2 separate regions of the Homo sapiens genome follow, and region 1 is linked to region 2. A link is an interaction called in ENCODE POLR2A ChIA-PET data of the cell type or tissue named here. Cell type or tissue: MCF 10A. All regions are shown on one strand. Each heading gives the region's core, and the rest is flanking DNA. Links, peaks and the distances in the headings are about the cores only. Region 1 overlaps ACBD3 (acyl-CoA binding domain containing 3). Region 2 holds the start of LINC01703 (long intergenic non-protein coding RNA 1703).

The links. ChIA-PET counts read pairs that join two places held together with the same protein. Peaks named below come from ENCODE experiments on the same cell type or tissue, not always from the same donor. Only the 100,000 strongest peaks of a DNase experiment are listed, where the experiment ranks them.
Region 1: POLR2A ChIA-PET joins it to region 2 with 5 read pairs; 4 of 35 experiments call an interaction of 5 or more read pairs at or near these places.

The regions. Positions count from the first base shown.
Region 1 is chr1:226,138,243-226,146,572 of GRCh38, forward strand. ACBD3 (acyl-CoA binding domain containing 3) reads right to left here. Exons shown (of 8, transcript NM_022735.4): 8 at 6,437-8,330. It also overlaps the pseudogene LOC124904586. Among named protein-coding and RNA genes, the nearest start is that of ACBD3-AS1, 5.6 kb to the right of the region's middle. In MCF 10A, for the core only: no CTCF peak of the experiment used is centred there; no DNase peak of the experiment used is centred there.
Region 2 is chr1:226,078,641-226,086,970 of GRCh38, forward strand. LINC01703 (long intergenic non-protein coding RNA 1703) reads left to right here and starts at 4,935. Exons shown (of 4, transcript NR_146920.1): 1 at 4,935-5,328; 2 at 8,156-8,330. RefSeq lists an enhancer at 3,914-4,781 and silencers at 4,596-4,645, 4,756-5,335. In MCF 10A, for the core only: no CTCF peak of the experiment used is centred there; DNase peaks (open chromatin) are centred at 4,491, 4,901 and 5,361.

The DNA.
Region 1 (8,330 bases), core at 170-8,169, 60 kb after region 2:
GCAGGAGAATCACTTGAACCGAGGAGGCAGAGGTTGCGGTGAGCCGAGATCACGCCATTGCACTCCAGCCTGGGCAACAAGAGCAAAACTCTGTCTCAAAAAAAAAAAAAAAAAAAAACAGATGGGACAAAGAGAAAATAGCAAAACTGTATATTTAAATCCAATCACATTGATAATTACATTAAATGTAAATTGTCTAAACATGCCAATTAAGAGAAAATGACTGTCAGATTGGATTTTAAAAAGACTCAAATTATATGCTGTCAACAAGGAACCCACTTTAAATATAAAGACATAGATAAGTTAAAAAGTAAAAAGATGGATAGGTTGGGCACAGTGGCTCATGCCTGTAATCCTAGCACTTTGGGAGGCCAAGGTGGGTTGATGGCTTGAATCCAGGAGTTAGAGACCAGCCTGGGCAACAAAGTGAGACCCTGTCTATACAAAAAGTAAAAAAAAATTAGCCAGGTGTTGTGGTGCAAACCTGTAGTCTCAACTACATGAGAGGCTAAGGCAGAAGAACAGCTTAGAACCTAGGAGGTCAAGGCTGCGGTGAGTTATAACTGCACCACCGGTTATAACTCACCGCAGCCTTGACCTCCTGGGCTCTAAGCTGTCCCCCAGCCCGGGGGACAGAGCAAAACCCTGTCTCAAGAAAATAAAAATAAAATAAAATAAAATAAAATAAAAAAATAAAAAGATGGAATAAGATATATCATGTGAACTTTAATCAAAAGAAAGCACGAGTGGCAACACTAATACCAGATGAAATGGACTTCAGAACAAGGAATATAACTAGACATGAAGAGATATGTTACATAATAATAAAGAGGTCAGTTCATCAAGAAGCCATACAATCATAAACGTGTATACACCAACAGAAAACTTCGAAATAAATAAAGCAAAAATGGCCAAAAAAAAGTGGGGGGTGCGGGGGAGGAACAAATCTACAATTTAGTTGAATAATTCAAAACTCCTCTTTTGGTAACTGACAGAACAAGCAAACCTTACCATCACTACCAACCAACTTAACTTGGCTGACATTTACAGAACATTCCACCCAATGACAGCAGACTACACATTCTACTCAAGTGAACATGGAACATCCACTAAAAGACACCATTCTGGGACATAAAACAAGCCTTGGTAAATAAAAAAAAAAATGAAATAATGAAATTAAATTAGAAATCAACAACAGAAAAAGACTTGGGAAATCCTCAAATACATGGAGCCTAATACACTTCTAAATAACCCATGTAACAAGGAAGAAATCACAAAGGAAATTAGAAAATATTTTAAACTGGGCCGGGCTCGGTGGCTCACGCCTGTAATCCTGGCACTTTGGGAGGTCTAGGTGGGTGGATCACCTGAGGTCAGGAGTTGGAGACCAGCCTGGCCAACATGTGAAACCCTGTCTCTACTAAAAATACAAAATTAGCTGGGCATGGTGGCATGTGCCTGTAATCCCAGCTACTCGGGAGGCTGAGGTAGGAGAATCGCTTGAACTTGGGAGGCGGAGGTTGCAGTGAGCCAGGATTATGCCACTGCACTCCAGCCTGAGCAACAGAGTGAGACTCCGTCTCAAAAAAAAAAAAAAAAAGAATTTTAAACTAAATGCAAACAAAACCCCAATATATCCAAATTTATGAGATGTAAAAAAGCAACACTCAAAAGTTTTTAGCTTTGGATTAAGAAAAAGGGAGGCTCAAATCAATAACTTAAGTTTCTACCTGAAGAATCTGAGGAGCAGGGGAAGCCAAGCACAGTGGCTCACACCTGTAATCCCAGTACTTTGGGAGGCTGGGGTGGGAGGGTCATTTAAGCCCAGGAGTTCAAGGCTTGTACCAGTGTACTCCAGAGAGACCATGTCACAAACAAAACATATGGAAAGCTCGAACCATGAAAGTTTAATAAATCTAAATGAGGACTGGGTGCAGTGGCTCATGCCTGTAATCCCAGCACTTTGGGAGGCTGAGGCAGGTGGATCACCTGAGGTCAGAAGTTCCAGACCAGCCTGGCCAACATGGTGAAACCTCGTCTCTACTAAAAAATACAAAAAATTAGCCCGGCATGGGGGCGGGTGCCTGTAATCCCAGCTACTTGAGAGGCTGAGGCAGGAGAACAGCTTGAACCTGGGAGGTGGAGGTTCCGGTGAGCCGAGATGGTGCCACTGTACTCCAGCCTGGGCGACAGAGTGAGACTCTGTCTCAAAAAAAAAAAAAAAAAAATGGCTGGGTGTGGTGGCTCACATCTGTAATTCTAGCACTTTGGGAGGCTGAAGCGGGCAGATCACTTGAGGTCAGGAGTTCGAGACCAAAAACCCAAAGTGTGGCACCAATTATTTATGATGCGCACGACCAAAAAGACTGTAGTATCCAGAATATTTAAAGTACGCCTACAAATCAAGACATGTACAACAGAATAATGAACAAAGGATATAAATATACAACTCACAGAAGGCCAGTAACATATGAAAAGATGGTTATTCATGCTTATTATTTTTTATTTATTTTATTTTTTTTTGAGATGGAGTGGCACTCTGTTGCCCAGGCTGGGGTGCAATGGCATGATCTCGGCTCTTGCAACCTCCGCCTCCTGGGTTCAAGCGATTCTCCTGTCTCAGACTCCTGAGTAGCTGGAATTACAGGCACGCGCCACCAGGCCCAGCTAATTTTTGTATTTTTAGTAAAGACAGGATTTCACCATGTTGGTCGGGCTAGTCTTGAACTCCTGACCTCAAGTGATCCGCCCACCTCGGCCTCCCAAAGTGCTGGGATTACAGGAGTGAGCCACTGCGCCCAGCTCCACTGGTTATTAAGAAAATATAAATTGAAACCACAGATGAGATTCTGTTTTACACCCCACCAAACTGGTACAATTACAAAATCTGACAATTCAGCAAAGATATGGAACACAGGAACTCTTTTACTACTGGCAGTTTAAATTGGCACCACGTTTGAAGAGCAGTTTTGTATTGTCTAAAATAGACCTACATAGTTACGGCTTAACAATTCTGCTTCTTGGTATAAACACTGGAGAAACTTGCACATGAGCATAAGCAGACATGTATAAGAATTTCTTTTCTTTTCAGAATTCTGTTTCTGAGACAGAGTCTTGCTCTGTCACTGAGGCTGGAGTGCAGTGGTGCCATCAGCTCACTGCAGCCTTCAACTCCTGTGCTTAAGTGATCCTCTGGCCTCTGCCTCCCTAGTAGTTCAGGAAGGAATAAATTTATTTATTTATAAAATAAAAATGCCAAGAATTTATGATCCAGTATCCACTTTTTTTTTTTCTTTTTTTGAGGCAGAGTCTCACTCTGTCACCCAGGCTGGAGTGCAGTGGCACGATCTCATCTCACTGCAACATCCGCCTCCTGAGTTCAAGCGATTCTTGTGCCTCAGCCTCCCAACTAGCTGAGATTACAAGTGCCTGCCACCACGCTCGGCTAATTTTTTGTATTTTTAGTAGAGATAGGGTTCTGCCATGTTGGCCAGGCTGGTCTTGAACTCCTGGCCTCAATTGATCTGCCCACCTCAGCCTCCCTAAGTGCTGGGATTACAGGCGTGAGCCACCACACCTGGCCCAGTATCCACTTCTTGGTATATACTTTTGAAAACCTCATGCAGATTTGCGGAGAGACAAATAATTGGAACATCACTTCTAATAACAATGATAACAAAAAAAATCAGAAGTAACCTAAATGTTCAATAACAGAAAACCAGCCAAAAAGACGTTCTATGGAAGAACACACAGTTGATTAAAAGAACACGATAGAACAATACTTCAAAGTTCTCCGGGCCGGGTGCAGTGGCTCACGCCTGTAATCCCAGCACTTTGGGAGGCCGAGGCGGGCGGATCACGAGGTCAGGAGATTGAGACCATCCTGGCTAACACGGTGAAACCCCGTCTCTACTAAAAATACAAAAAATTAGCCGGGCATGGTGGTGGGTGCCTGTAGTCCCAGCTACTCGGGAAGCTGAGGCAGGAGAATGGCGTGAACCCAGGAGGCAGAACTTGCAGTGAGCCGAGATCGTGCCACTGCACTCCAGCCTGGGCGACAGAGCGAGACTCCATCTCAAAAAAATTAAAAAAATAAAAATTAAAAAAAAGTTCTCCAAAACACAACCTGGAATTTTAAGTTGCAAAATGTAGACCTTATGAAAAACATGTTCACATTTCCATACTGTGCCATGCCCAAAAAAGGTGTTACCTTTAACTGGAGACATTTAAGTTAATGACCTTGGAAAAAGATAAAAATCGTTTTTATTGGCCTGGCACGGTGGCTCACGCCTATAATCCCAGCACTTTAGGAGGCCTACAACAGGCAGATCACCTGAGGTCTGGAGTTCGAGACCAGCCTGGCCAACATGGTGAACCCCCATCTCTCCTAAGAATATAAAAATTAGGGCGGGGTGGCCGGGTGGCTCACACCTGTAATCCCAGCACTTTGGGAGGCCGAGGCGGGCAGATTACCTGAGGTCAGGAGTTCGATATCAGCCTGGGCAACACGGTGAAACCCCGTCTCTACTAAAAATACAAAATTAGCCGGGCGTGGTGACACATGCCTGTAGTCCCAGCTACTTGGGAGGCTGAGGCAGGAGAATCGCTTGAACCTGGGAGGCGGAGGATGCAGTGAGCCGAGATCGCGCCATTGCACTCCAGCCTCGGCAACAAGAGTAAATCTCCGTCTCACCAAAAAAAAAAAAAAAAAGAAAAAAAAAATTAGGGTAGGGTGCTGTGGCTTATGCCTGTAATACCAGCACTTTGGGAGGCTGAAGCGGGTGGATCACTTGAATCCAGGAGTTTGAGACCAGCCTGGACAACATGGCAAAACCTCATCTCTACAAAAAATACAAAAATTAGCCAGGCATGGTAGTGTATGCACCTATAGTCCCAGCTACTGGGGAGGCTGAGGTGGGAGGATCGCTTGAGCCCAGGTCGAGGCTGCAGTGATCTGTGATTGTACCACTGCACTTCACCCTAGGTGACAGAGTGAGACCCTGTCTCAAAAAAAAAAAGAAAAAAGAAAAAAGAAAATACATTTTAAGAAAACTGAAGAACTGAGATATACGTGAGACAAAAGTCCAATGCTGATTCACACGTAATTTGAAAAGCTAATGAATAGAAATGAAGATCTGCTCTCCCCCAAGTAGATACACAGGCACACGTTTTTAGGTTGCAGATGGAAGTACTGAACTGAGAAAAAGCCAGGGAGAGAAGCAAAGATGGTTTTGGTTGTAGATTGTTGAACTTTATTTTTTTTTTCCCCAAGACAGAGTCTTGCTCTGTCGCCCAGGCTGGAGTGTAGTGGTGTGATCTGGGCTCACTGCAACCTATGCCTTCCAGGTTCAAGCGATTCTCATGCCTCAGCCTCCCGAGTAGCTGGGACTACAGGTGTGCACCCCCATGCACAGCTACTGACTGTTGAACTTTTATTTTTATTTTTTTGAGACAGAGTCTCGCTCAGTCAGCCAGGCTGGAGTGTAGTGGCGTGATCTTGGCTCACTGCAAGCTCCGCCTCCCAGGTTCACACCATTCTCCTGCTTCAGCCTCCCGAGTAGCTGGGACTACAGGTGCCCGCCACCACGCCTGGCTAATTTTTTGTATTTTTAGTAGAGATGGGGTTTCACCGTGTTAGCCAGGATGGTCTCAATCTCCTGACCTCGTGATCTGCCCGCCTCGGCCTCCCAAAGTGTTGGGATTACAGGCGTGAGCCACCGCGCCCGGCCCCTGACTGTTGAACTTTAAGCCCTAATGAATTATTAGCAATTATTTATTATTTTGAACCGGTTGCTTCTCCTGCTCCAAAAGATAGATGGTCAAGACTCGGTAGCATACTTTCCAAGATGTGCTTACCTCAACTGCTCTCCTTAATGCGTCTTCAGTCTGGCTTTATGGTATCCCACACAGCAAAAATAACCAAGATGGTCACCTCATCTGTCTCCCCAGATTTCAAAAGAAAAAAATTATGCCAGTCACCCTGCCTATCAGTGGGGTCATCTGGATGTAGCAACCTCATTCTGGGACTCCACATCACACTGATCGCGCACTTCCCCACAAGTGCTCTGCAATCATCCACCCTGAGCAAGCGAGGGCTCTGCCTCTGGAGATCCATTAAAGTGTGTGGGGTCCACATATTTAATGGAACACACTACATACATGGTAGTGTAGAGAAACAACTTTATAACCTAGTCATTTTCAATAAGAAAAATCAGTGCTAGCCTTTGCATTTAAAAGTGTGGAAAAATTTAAATCTATTTTAACTCACTAAGGTAATTAATAGTAAAACTAAATAATTGGCCAGAAAGAGTTGTTTTTCAACTAGAGCCTTTTAAAACAAAAAAGATGTTTGAAACATTTCTTTTTCTCCTACCCAAATGTTGAAATACTGTACTAATGCTTCAGAGAGTAACTATATTAATGAAACATCAACAAGTTACAGATAAACATTTTAATTGATTAAATATATTACTTTCAAGATCTTTTTGAAATCGCACTTGTACTGTACTAATCAACAGCCAAAGGCAATAAGAAAGTTTAAAACCAAAAATATTCTGACATGAACACATGACAGGAACCGCTGCTATGTAAAGTAACATACACTGCTCCCAAGAACAATGATATTTTTAGGAGATAATTCATCTTAACATGTGCAAGGACAAATTTGTAATCAAAGGCTGGAAGAAATATATATTAGTGCCTGCTTTTTAAAAGTTTATTTTACATTTTAAATACAGTATTTTTCTCATAAAAAAAAAATCCAGGAAGTGCCTAACTCCATGGTTTCTATACCATATGTACATGAAAGCTGACAGAGAGCCTGACAAATGTTCTGGATGTAACAGTATGAACACCTATGAGCTGGGACTACTTCTGAATCAAAATTAAAAAACACAAATTAAGCACTGCTTAAGAAAAAAAAAATCCAGTTTCTGAACAACCAAAAGAGAACAGAGTTAGATATGTACAAAACCAGGTATTAAAAAACAGAAAGAAATACAGCACACAAAAAACTCAAACAACCCATATGTAGTGAACTGTATATACTGCAGTTAATGAAAACCCTCCTACAAGAAGTGATTTAGGATTTGAAATTTTAAAAATCTAAGTACTTCAGTAACAACATACAATAACAACATTAAGTGTATATTGCCATCTTTGTCATTTTCTATCTATACCACTCTCCCTTCTGAAAACAAGAATCACTAGCCAATCACTTATACAAATTTGAGGCAATTAATCCATATTTGTTTTCAGTAAGGAAAAAAAGATGTACCTCTTCCCGTCAATAAAGAAATAACACAAATTAAAGCTATAAAATTTAAGCATGGGCATATGTATTTCCAATTCTCCTTAATAAGTAATTCCAAACTGGAATAATGTGGGGTTTGTGACTAAGTAGTAACAAATTAAAAGAAAATAGACTGTCTCTGGCAGTGATTTCCATATTAGTGCAATGTTACTTCCCATATGCTGAATTATATTTAAATGATTTTATGTATTTTAATTCAGTAGGTGCCAATTTGAGTTTATAAAATCCTTAATTTTATTCTTTGTGCAGAAAAGTTTCAATTTGAGATACTCTATGAAGCCAAAACAAAACAAAACAAAACAAAAAACCTGTATTTTGCTACTAGTAGTATGAATACCAAATAAAGATACAAGGATTCAAAGTTTGTGGAAGTTCCTGAAGAAAAATCTCTGAGGTGTTCTACGTATCTTGATACTTCAATTATCAATTAGTTTTGAACATTCTAGTTTAAGATTATCTCAGAAAATAATTCTCTGTAATATAACTCTGAACTAAACAGCTGCACCCAAAGCAGAAACAATCTGGGTCATTCTGAACGAGATCAAACTGAGGCCATTTCTTTTTCTATTATAATCTGTGAGGTGTTGAGTTTTTAAGTTTTAAAAATGGCCTTTAATCAAAGCCAGCTGCACCTGATATAGACTTGTTAACTTATGGATTTCAAATTAGAGGACACTGTAACTACGGGCTCTCATAAGACACATGGAGCAGGCAGCAAGGGGCTAACCATCAGCCGGGTAAGGTCAACGTTGGGGTGTTTTATTTTGGAGACTTTAAATATTTAACATGTAGCTCATGTAACTTCAGCATCCACTAGTGACTCTGCTGGTCAGCACCCAAGGGCTGGATGAGTCTGAGGAATCTCCTTTAACCCCAAAGTATGAATGCTAAAGAGTCTCAAGGAAATTTTGATTCCCAGCAAGAGTTCACAAACCATCAGACCAATATCAATAAGGTAAACTGTGACTCTAATGCTCCACAAAAGTAAAAAGAAATTTCCAAATTAAATGTCATCTTC
Region 2 (8,330 bases), core at 201-8,200:
TGAGACGGGAAACCTCTGGAGAGTTTTCAGCAGAAGGATAAAATGGTCTGACTAATGTTTTAACAAAATCACTCCAGCTGCTGTCTGGAGAATAGACCGAAGGCAATAAGGGTAGAGCAGAAAGGAAAACCAATTAAGCTATTGCAGTAACCTAAGTGTGACATGATATAGCGGCTTGGACTTGGGTGGTGGCAGTGGCAGTGTGCAAAGTGGCATTCTGGATATTTTACAATGATAGGAGGATGGCTAGGACTTAATGGATGTAGGCATGAGAAAAAAAAAGGGAGAGGGGGCGGTTAATGGGGCCAGGGTTTTGACCTGAGCAACCGCATGAAGTTGCTATTGCTTCACTTAGGGAAGACTGTGAGGGAACAGGTTTGGGAAATATAAGGAGCTCAGTTTTGGACGTGTTAAGATTGAGATGCTTAATTAGACTTTTTATTGATTTCATGGAGACTATTGGATATGAACCTGGGGTTTAGGAAAGAGGTTTGGGCTGGAGATATAAATTTGGAAGTCATCAGCATGGTCTTAAAACTAGCTGAGATCACCAAGGAAGCAGGTGCTGATAGAAATTAGAGAGGAAGGCCGGGCGCGGTGGCTCACGCCTGTAATCCCAGCACTTTGGGAGGCCGAGGCGGGTGGATCACGAGGTCAGGAGATCGAGACCATCCTGGCTAACAAGATGAAACCCCGTCTCTACTAAAAATACAAAAAATTAGCCAGGCGTCGTGGCGGGCGCCTGTAGTCTCAGGTACTCGGGAGGCTGAGGCAGGAGAATGGCGTGAACCCGGGAGGCGGAGCTTGCAGTGAGCCGAGATCCTGCCACTGCACTCCAGCCTGGGCAACAGCAAGACTCCGTCTCAAAAAAAAAAAAAAAAAAGAAAAAAGAAAAAAAAAAGAAATTAGAGAGGAGCTCCAAGGACTGAGGAACTCAACATTTAGAGTTTAGAGACTGAGTGACAGCTCCAAAGAAGACTGAGAAGAAATAGGCAGAGAGGAAGAAAGCCAGACATATGTGATCATCTGGAATTCAAAAGAAGAAAGTGCTCCAATGAGGACGAAGTGATCTACGGTGTCAAATACTACTAAGTCAAGGGGAGCGTGAGGTCTGAGAATTGACCATTGAATTTCTAGAGGTCATTGGTGATCCTAATAACAGTTTTGATGAAATAGAGGGAACAAAACCTGATTAGAGGGAATTCAAGAGAAACTAGGCTTTAATCAAACGATGAAACTTCATGTCATCAAAAAGGAGACAAACTGACATCGTACTGAGGACACATCACCCAAACTTTTAGCCAAAATGTTTAAACTGAATATAATAAGGATAAAGAAACAACCTGATAAATCCAAAGTGTAAGACACTGGGCCGGGAGCAGTGGCTCACGCCTGTAATCCCAGCACTTTGGGAGACTGAGGCAGATGGATCACCTGAGGTCAGGAGTTCAAGACCAGCCTGGCCAATGTGGTGAAACCCAGTCTCTACTAAAAATACAAAAAATTAGCCAGGCATGGTGGTGTGCGCCTGTAGTCCCAGCTATTCCGGAGGCTGAGGCACAAAAATCACTTGAACCCGGGAGGCGGAGGTTGCAGTGAGCCGAGATCCTGCCACTGCACTCCAGCCTCTGTGACAGAGCAAGATTCCATCTCAAAAAAAAAAAAAAAAATTAGCCAGGCATGGTGGCACATGCCTGTAATCCCAGCTACTCGGGAAGCTGAGGCAGGAGAATCACTTGAACCCGGGAGGTGAAGGTTGCAGTGAGCTGAGATCACACCATTGCACTCCAGCCTGGGTGACAGAGCAAGACGCCATCTCAAAAAAAAAAAAAAAAAAAAAAAAGGCCGGGCGTGGTGGCTCACGCCTGTAATCCCAGCACTTTGGGAGGCCGAGGCAGGTGGATCACGAGGTCAGGAGATCGAGACCATCCTGGCTAACAAGATGAAACCCCGTCTCTACTAAAAATACAAAAAATTAGCCAGGCATGGTGGTGGGCACCTGTAGTCCCCAGCTACTCAGGAGGCTGAGACAGGAGAATGGCGTGAACCCGGGAGGTGAAGTTTGCAGTAAGCCGAGATCGTGCCACTGCACTCCAGCCTGGGCGACAGAGCAAGACTCCGCCTCAAAAAAAAAAAAAATTAGCTGGGTGTGGTGGTGTGGGCCTGTAGTTCCACCTACTGGGGAGGCTCAGGTGTGGGATTCCAGATCACCTGAGCCCAGGAGGTAGAGGCTGCAGTGATCCCTGATCAGGCCACTGCACTCCAGCCTGAGCGACAGAGTGAGGCCCCATCTCAAAAATAAAAACAACAAACAAACATAAAAGTATACTTTAAGGGAAGAAACATAACAAGAGGTAAAGAGGCCATTTCATAATGCTAAAGGAAGCAATCAAAAAGGAAGACATCACAATCCTAAATCTGTATGCACCTAACAGCACAGGTTGAAAATATACAGAGCAGAGAAAACTAAAAAGAGAAGTAGACAAATTCACAATCATTGTGGCAGACTTTAAAATATATTTTATATCAGCTGAGAGAAAAAACAAGAAGTAAAGATATAGAAGATTTGAACAACACAATTAACAAACTTCATCAGCTAACATATATAGAGCTCTGAACTCAACAACTGAATTCATTCTTTTCAAATTCACAAGGAAAATTTTTACCAAAGTTGTTCACATGCACAGCTGATAGAAAGCCTAACAAATATTCTTAACTGCAGTTACGTAGAGTATGTTCTTCAATCACAATGGAATTAAGATAAAATTAATAGAAAAATACAACTAGAAACAGACCAGCTGCCTGAACATAAAACAACTAAATAATTCATAGTTAAAGAAAACAATAAAATACGGATTTTTTGAGCCCAGGAGTTTCAGTCCTCCCTGGGCAACATACTCTAAAACAAAACCCAAACAAAAAATTTTAAAAAGAAATACCACATAACCATCAAAAAGACTGAGGCAGGGCTGAGCATGGTGGCTCATGCCTGTAATCCCAGCACTGTGGAGGGCGAAGCAGGCGGATTGCTTGAGCCCAGGAGTTCCAGAACAACTTGGGGCAGCATAGCAGAACCCATCTCTACAAAAAATACAAAAATTAGCCAGGTGTGCTGCTGCGCGCCTGTAGTCCCAGCTGTTCAAGAGGCTGAGGTGAGAGGATCGCCTGAACCCGGGGAGGTTGAGGCTGCAGTGAGCTGTGACCGCGTCACTGCACTCCAGCCTGGGTGACAGAGTGACACCCTGTCTCAAAAAAAAAAAAAAAAAAAAAAGGGCCGGGCGCAGTGGCTCACACTGTAATCTCAGCACTTTGGAGGCCGAGGGGGGCGGATCACAAGGTCAAGAGATTGAGACCATCCTGGCTAACACGGTGAAACCCCGTGTCTACTAAAAATACAAAAAATTAGCTGGGCGTGGTGGCGGGCGCCTGTAGTCTCAGCTACTCGGGAGGCTGAGGTAGGAGAATCGCTTGAACCCGGGAGGCGGAAATTGCGGTGAGCCGAGATCGCGCCATTGCACTCTAGCTTGGGCAACAAGAGCGAAACTCAGTCTCAAAAAAAAAAAAAAAAAAAAGGCCGATCCAATTTGTTAAATGTGTGTATGTATGTATTTTTAGTTTTTGAGACGGAGTTGCTCTGTTGTCCAGGCTGGAGTGCAGTGGCACAATCTTGGCTCACTGCAACTTCTGCCTCCCGGGTTCAAGTGATTCTCGTGCCTCAGCCTCCCGAGTGGCTGGGACCACAGGTGCGTGTCACCACGCCTGGCTAATTTTTGTATGTTTAGTAGAGACAGGGTTTCGCCATGTTGGCCAGGCTGGTCCCAAACGCCTGATCTCAGGTGATCCGCCCGCCTCATCCTCCCAAAGTGCTGGGATTACAGGCGTGAGCCACCACGCCCGGCCAGTTTCAAACATTTGCAAGGTCTATATGTTGTATATGAATTAGTAAAAGAAACATTACACATCAAACCTGTGATTTCGTATAACACCTCTAAATTTGAGTCAATTAAAACATCGTAATAATAAGAGTTCAGTTTTACAATTAGTGCTGGCAAGGCAAAAATAACGAAAGTGGTAGGAGGTCCGGGGATTATGTGAGAGAACGCATGACAAATGTTTAGCACAGAGCCGGGCACACACAGTGAGGGCTCAATTCACGGTGGATTTTATTTGGTCATCATCATCACATTTGGAGCTGAAATAGAACAGTTCTGATTCCAAGTGAAGGGGAGGTAGAGTGGAGGGGGTGGGGAGGGCTAGCTTGGATTTCTGCTAAGATGTCACAGCCTCGGATACCCTCAAGGCATGCCATGCCCGGGCTTAGCTGGGTGAGGGGCCTGTGAAGCTTGTTGGTGTGTAAGAGACCTCGGTGGCATCACTGTCAGCGCAGCCGAAGCCACCACGCTAGCTCCAGACTGGTCAGCAGATGGCCGCGCACCAGGCCCTTCCTGCGGCCCGGGCGACTCGTCTCTTAGTGGAGGAAGTAGCCGGCCCCGGACACACTCCTGAGGAGCGCTGCCCGCAGTCTCGGGAAACGGGGCGTGGGGCCAGCTGCTCCTTCCAACTCCTCCTCGGGGGCAGCATGAGGGAGGGTCGCTGTCAGGGCCTCGAGGACTAAGGGTTCAGGGTGCCCGCCGCTCGTCCCCTCCCCCCTCCCCCCCAGGTCGTGGAGGCCGGTCCCCAGCATCTCTCCAGCGTCCCCACTGTCGTGGCTCCGGGGCGGGCTTCTCCCTTTTCAGGCATTTCTGAAATCGCCGCCTCACCCGGGCTCTCTTCCTCCGGCTCGCCCTCCCCAGCCCCAGGTGCCAGAGAGAACTTTCCCCAAAACGCGAAACTGATCCTTTCAGACGCCTCGCGTTCGCCCAACAGCACCTCTAGCCTCGGTCGTTGTCACGTGACGCGGCCCCAAGGCCCAGGCCACGCCCCCGGAGCTCGCCACGCCCACCGGGTCCGCCCCCACGCGGCCGCCTGCACAGGGGGTTCCAGCCACCCGCGCTCTCCCAGGTTTGCCGACCTTACGGGCCCTTCTCCGCCAGCCCTGGCTGGGTCACCCCCACGACCCGGGACTCCCCCGCCGTTCCCTCCCGGGCTGCCTGCAGTGAGGTCCGCTCCTGAGGCCTCAGCCTCGCCGGGGGTAGGGCCCTCTCCCGCCGTCGCCGCAGCTCCTTTCCGTCCCGGGGCCTGGGGGGCACCGTCCCACGGGTGAGGGCCGCCTCCAGCGCCTGGCCCAGCCATGCGAACGCCTGGAGCCCGCGAGCTGCAGCTGCGGCCCTGAAGGTGCCGCATATCCTGCCGAGTGGGTGAAGCGTGGCACTTTGGAAAACAAATCGGGTTAGTGCTCAGCAGCCTCCGGGCCGATGGGTGGGGATGTCATACTATGAACTGAGAGCCCGCGAGCTGGAAAAAACAGTGCCAGTCCTGCCCGCGCGTCGCGGGACTCAGTAATTCCCGGCTCCGCAGCGCTCGAGCCTGTTCTCCGCAGCTTCATACCCTCTGCCCCGCGAAAGTGACCTCAGGGGCCGGGCGTGTTGGCTCACGCCTGTAATCCAGCACTTTGGGAGGTCAAGGCGGGCGGCTCAGTTGAGGCCAGGAGTTCGAGACCAGCCTGGCCAACAGGGCGAAAACCCATCTCTACTAAAAATACAAAAATTAGCCAGACGTGGTGGCGCACACCTGTAACCCCCAGCTACTCAGGAGGCTGAGGCAGGAAAATCACTTGAACCCGGGAGGCGGAGGTTGCAGTGAGCCGAGATCACACCACTGCACTCCAGCGTGGGTGACAGAGCGAGACTCCGTCTCAAAAAAGAAAGAAAGAAAAAGAAAAGAAAAAAGTGAGGCCGGGCACAGTGGCTCACGCCTATAATCCCAGCAATTTGGGAGGCCTAGGCAGGTGGATCACGAGGTCAGAAGTTCAAGACGAGCCTGGCCAAGATGGTGAAACCCCGTCTCTACTAAAAATTCAAAAATTAGCCGGGCATGGCTGGGCGCAGTGGTTCACACCTGTAATCCTAGCACTTCAGGAGGCCAAGGCAGGTGGATCACTTGAGGTCAGGAGTTCGAGACCAGCCTGGCCAACATGGTGAAAACCCATCTCACTAAAAATACAAAAATTAGCCGGGCTTGGTGGCAGGCGCCTATAATCCCAGCTACTTGGGAGGCTGAGGGAAGAGAATCACTTGAACCGTGGAGGCAGAGGTTGCAGTGAGCCGAGATCTCACCACTGCACTCCAGCCTGGGCGACAAAGCGAGACCCTGTCTCAAACAAAACAAAATAATAAAATAAAATAAAAATTAGCCAGGTGTGGTGGTGTGTGTCTGTAGTCCTAGCTACTTGGGTGGCTGAGCTGGGAGGATCACCTGCTCAAGAGTTTGAGGCTACAGTGAGCTGAGATCACACCACTGCACTCCAACCTGGGTGACAGAGCGAGATCCTGCCTTAAAAACAAACAAGGGCTGGGCACAGTGGCTCACCCCTGTGATCCCAGCACTTTTGGAGGCCAAGGTGGGCGGATCACCTGAGGTCAGGAGTTCAAGACCAGCCTGGCCACCATGGTGAAAACCCGTCTCTACTAAAAATACAAAAATTAGCCAGGCGTGGTGGCAGGTGCCTGTAATCTTAGCTACTTGGCAGGCTGAGGCAGGAGAATTGCTTGAACTGGGGAGGCAGAGGTTGCAGTGAGCCGAGATCGCACCATTGCACCCCAGTCTGGGCAAAAAGAGTGAAACTCTATCTCAGAAAAAAAAAGAAAAGAAAAGAAAGAAAAAAGAAAAAGAAGGCTAGGCGCGGTGGCTCACGCCTGTAATCCCAGCACTTTGGGAGGCCGAGGCGGGCGGATCACGAGGTCAGGAGATCAAGACCATCCTGGCAAACAAGGTGAAACCCCGTCTCTACTAAAAATACAAAAAATTAGCCGGGCGTGGTGGCGGGCACCTGTAGTCCCAGCTACTCCGGAGGCTGAGGCAGGAGAATGGCCTGAACGCGGGAGGCGGAGCTTGCAGTGAGCCGAGATTGCGCCACTGCACTCCAGCCTGGGCAACAGAGCAAAACTCCGTCTCAAAAAAAAAAAAGAAAAGAAAAGAAAAAGAAAAACAACAAAAAAATCAGTTTGTTCCATGGGCAGTAGGCCATTGCTGCTCATCTTTTGATCAGAAGCAGTACTGAGTGGAGTATTAGGATGGTGAGGAAGGCATTCTGTTAATCCATGCATGGTGGTGCTGGCAGAAACAAGATGAACAGGCAAAGCAAATCCAGAATATGTGTATAATGTCCTTTCCATGATGGAAAAAGTCCAGTGTAATCAATTTGCCATTAGATGGCTGGCTGGGTCCCCCAAGGAGCCACAGTGGGCTCAGTGTTGGTCTCTGCTATTGGCAGATTAGGCAGTTAGTAGATGACTTACTCAGCCTTGGTGAGGGGAAGTCCATGTTGTTGAGCTCGCGCATAGCCTCCAATCTTGCCACACAGCCTCTTTGTTACATAGGTCCATTGGGCAAGCAATGGTAGCTGGAAAAAGAGACAGCCCGACCTCCAGAGAACATGCTTTGTTCCGCTGATAGTCAAGAGCCTCCTTTGCAGTGATACCCTTTGGTGTGCATTCACATGGGACCCAAATATCTTTATATTCTGGGCCTGTTTGGAAGATCTGTCCACATACTTCTTCCCCAGACCTGCTTGTCACCAATCCTCCTTCCATGTTCTTGCCAGTGAATCTATGTAGATCCCTCCATCTGGCTGTCTCTCCATCCAGGCAAAGTAGACAAACAAATGTGCCTCTTGAAGTTCTGCCCCCAAGGAAGATTTTCTTTCACCACTTGTCCTTCAGGGACACCCTGGAGCGGGGCTGGTGGGCTCCAGCTGTCCACTCTCTGTTGTGCAGGAGCCATCTGTAAACCAAGTCTGGATTTTTTTCCTCCTCAGTCAACTGACACAGGAACTTTTTTTTTTTTTGAGACGGAGTCTTGCTCTGTCGCCCAGGCTGGAGTACAATGGCGTGATCTCGGGCTCACTGCAACCTAAGCCTCCTGAGTTCAAGTGAGTCTCATGCCTCAGCCTCCCGAGCAGATGGGATTACAGGCCACAACGGGCTAATTTTTGTATTTTTAGTAGAGACGGGGTTTCACCATGTTGCCCAGGCTGATCTCAAACTCCTCATCTCAGGTGATCCGCCCACCTCGGCCTCCCAAAGTGCTGGAATTACAGGCATGAACCACGGTGCCCGGCTGACACAAGGAACTTTCTATGAGGTCCTAGGAATGAAGGAAAACAGGCAATAAGGCAAGAATCGCTGTCGAAGGAGTCTGCGCCACCTGCTCGCACAGCTCACTTGTGCCTT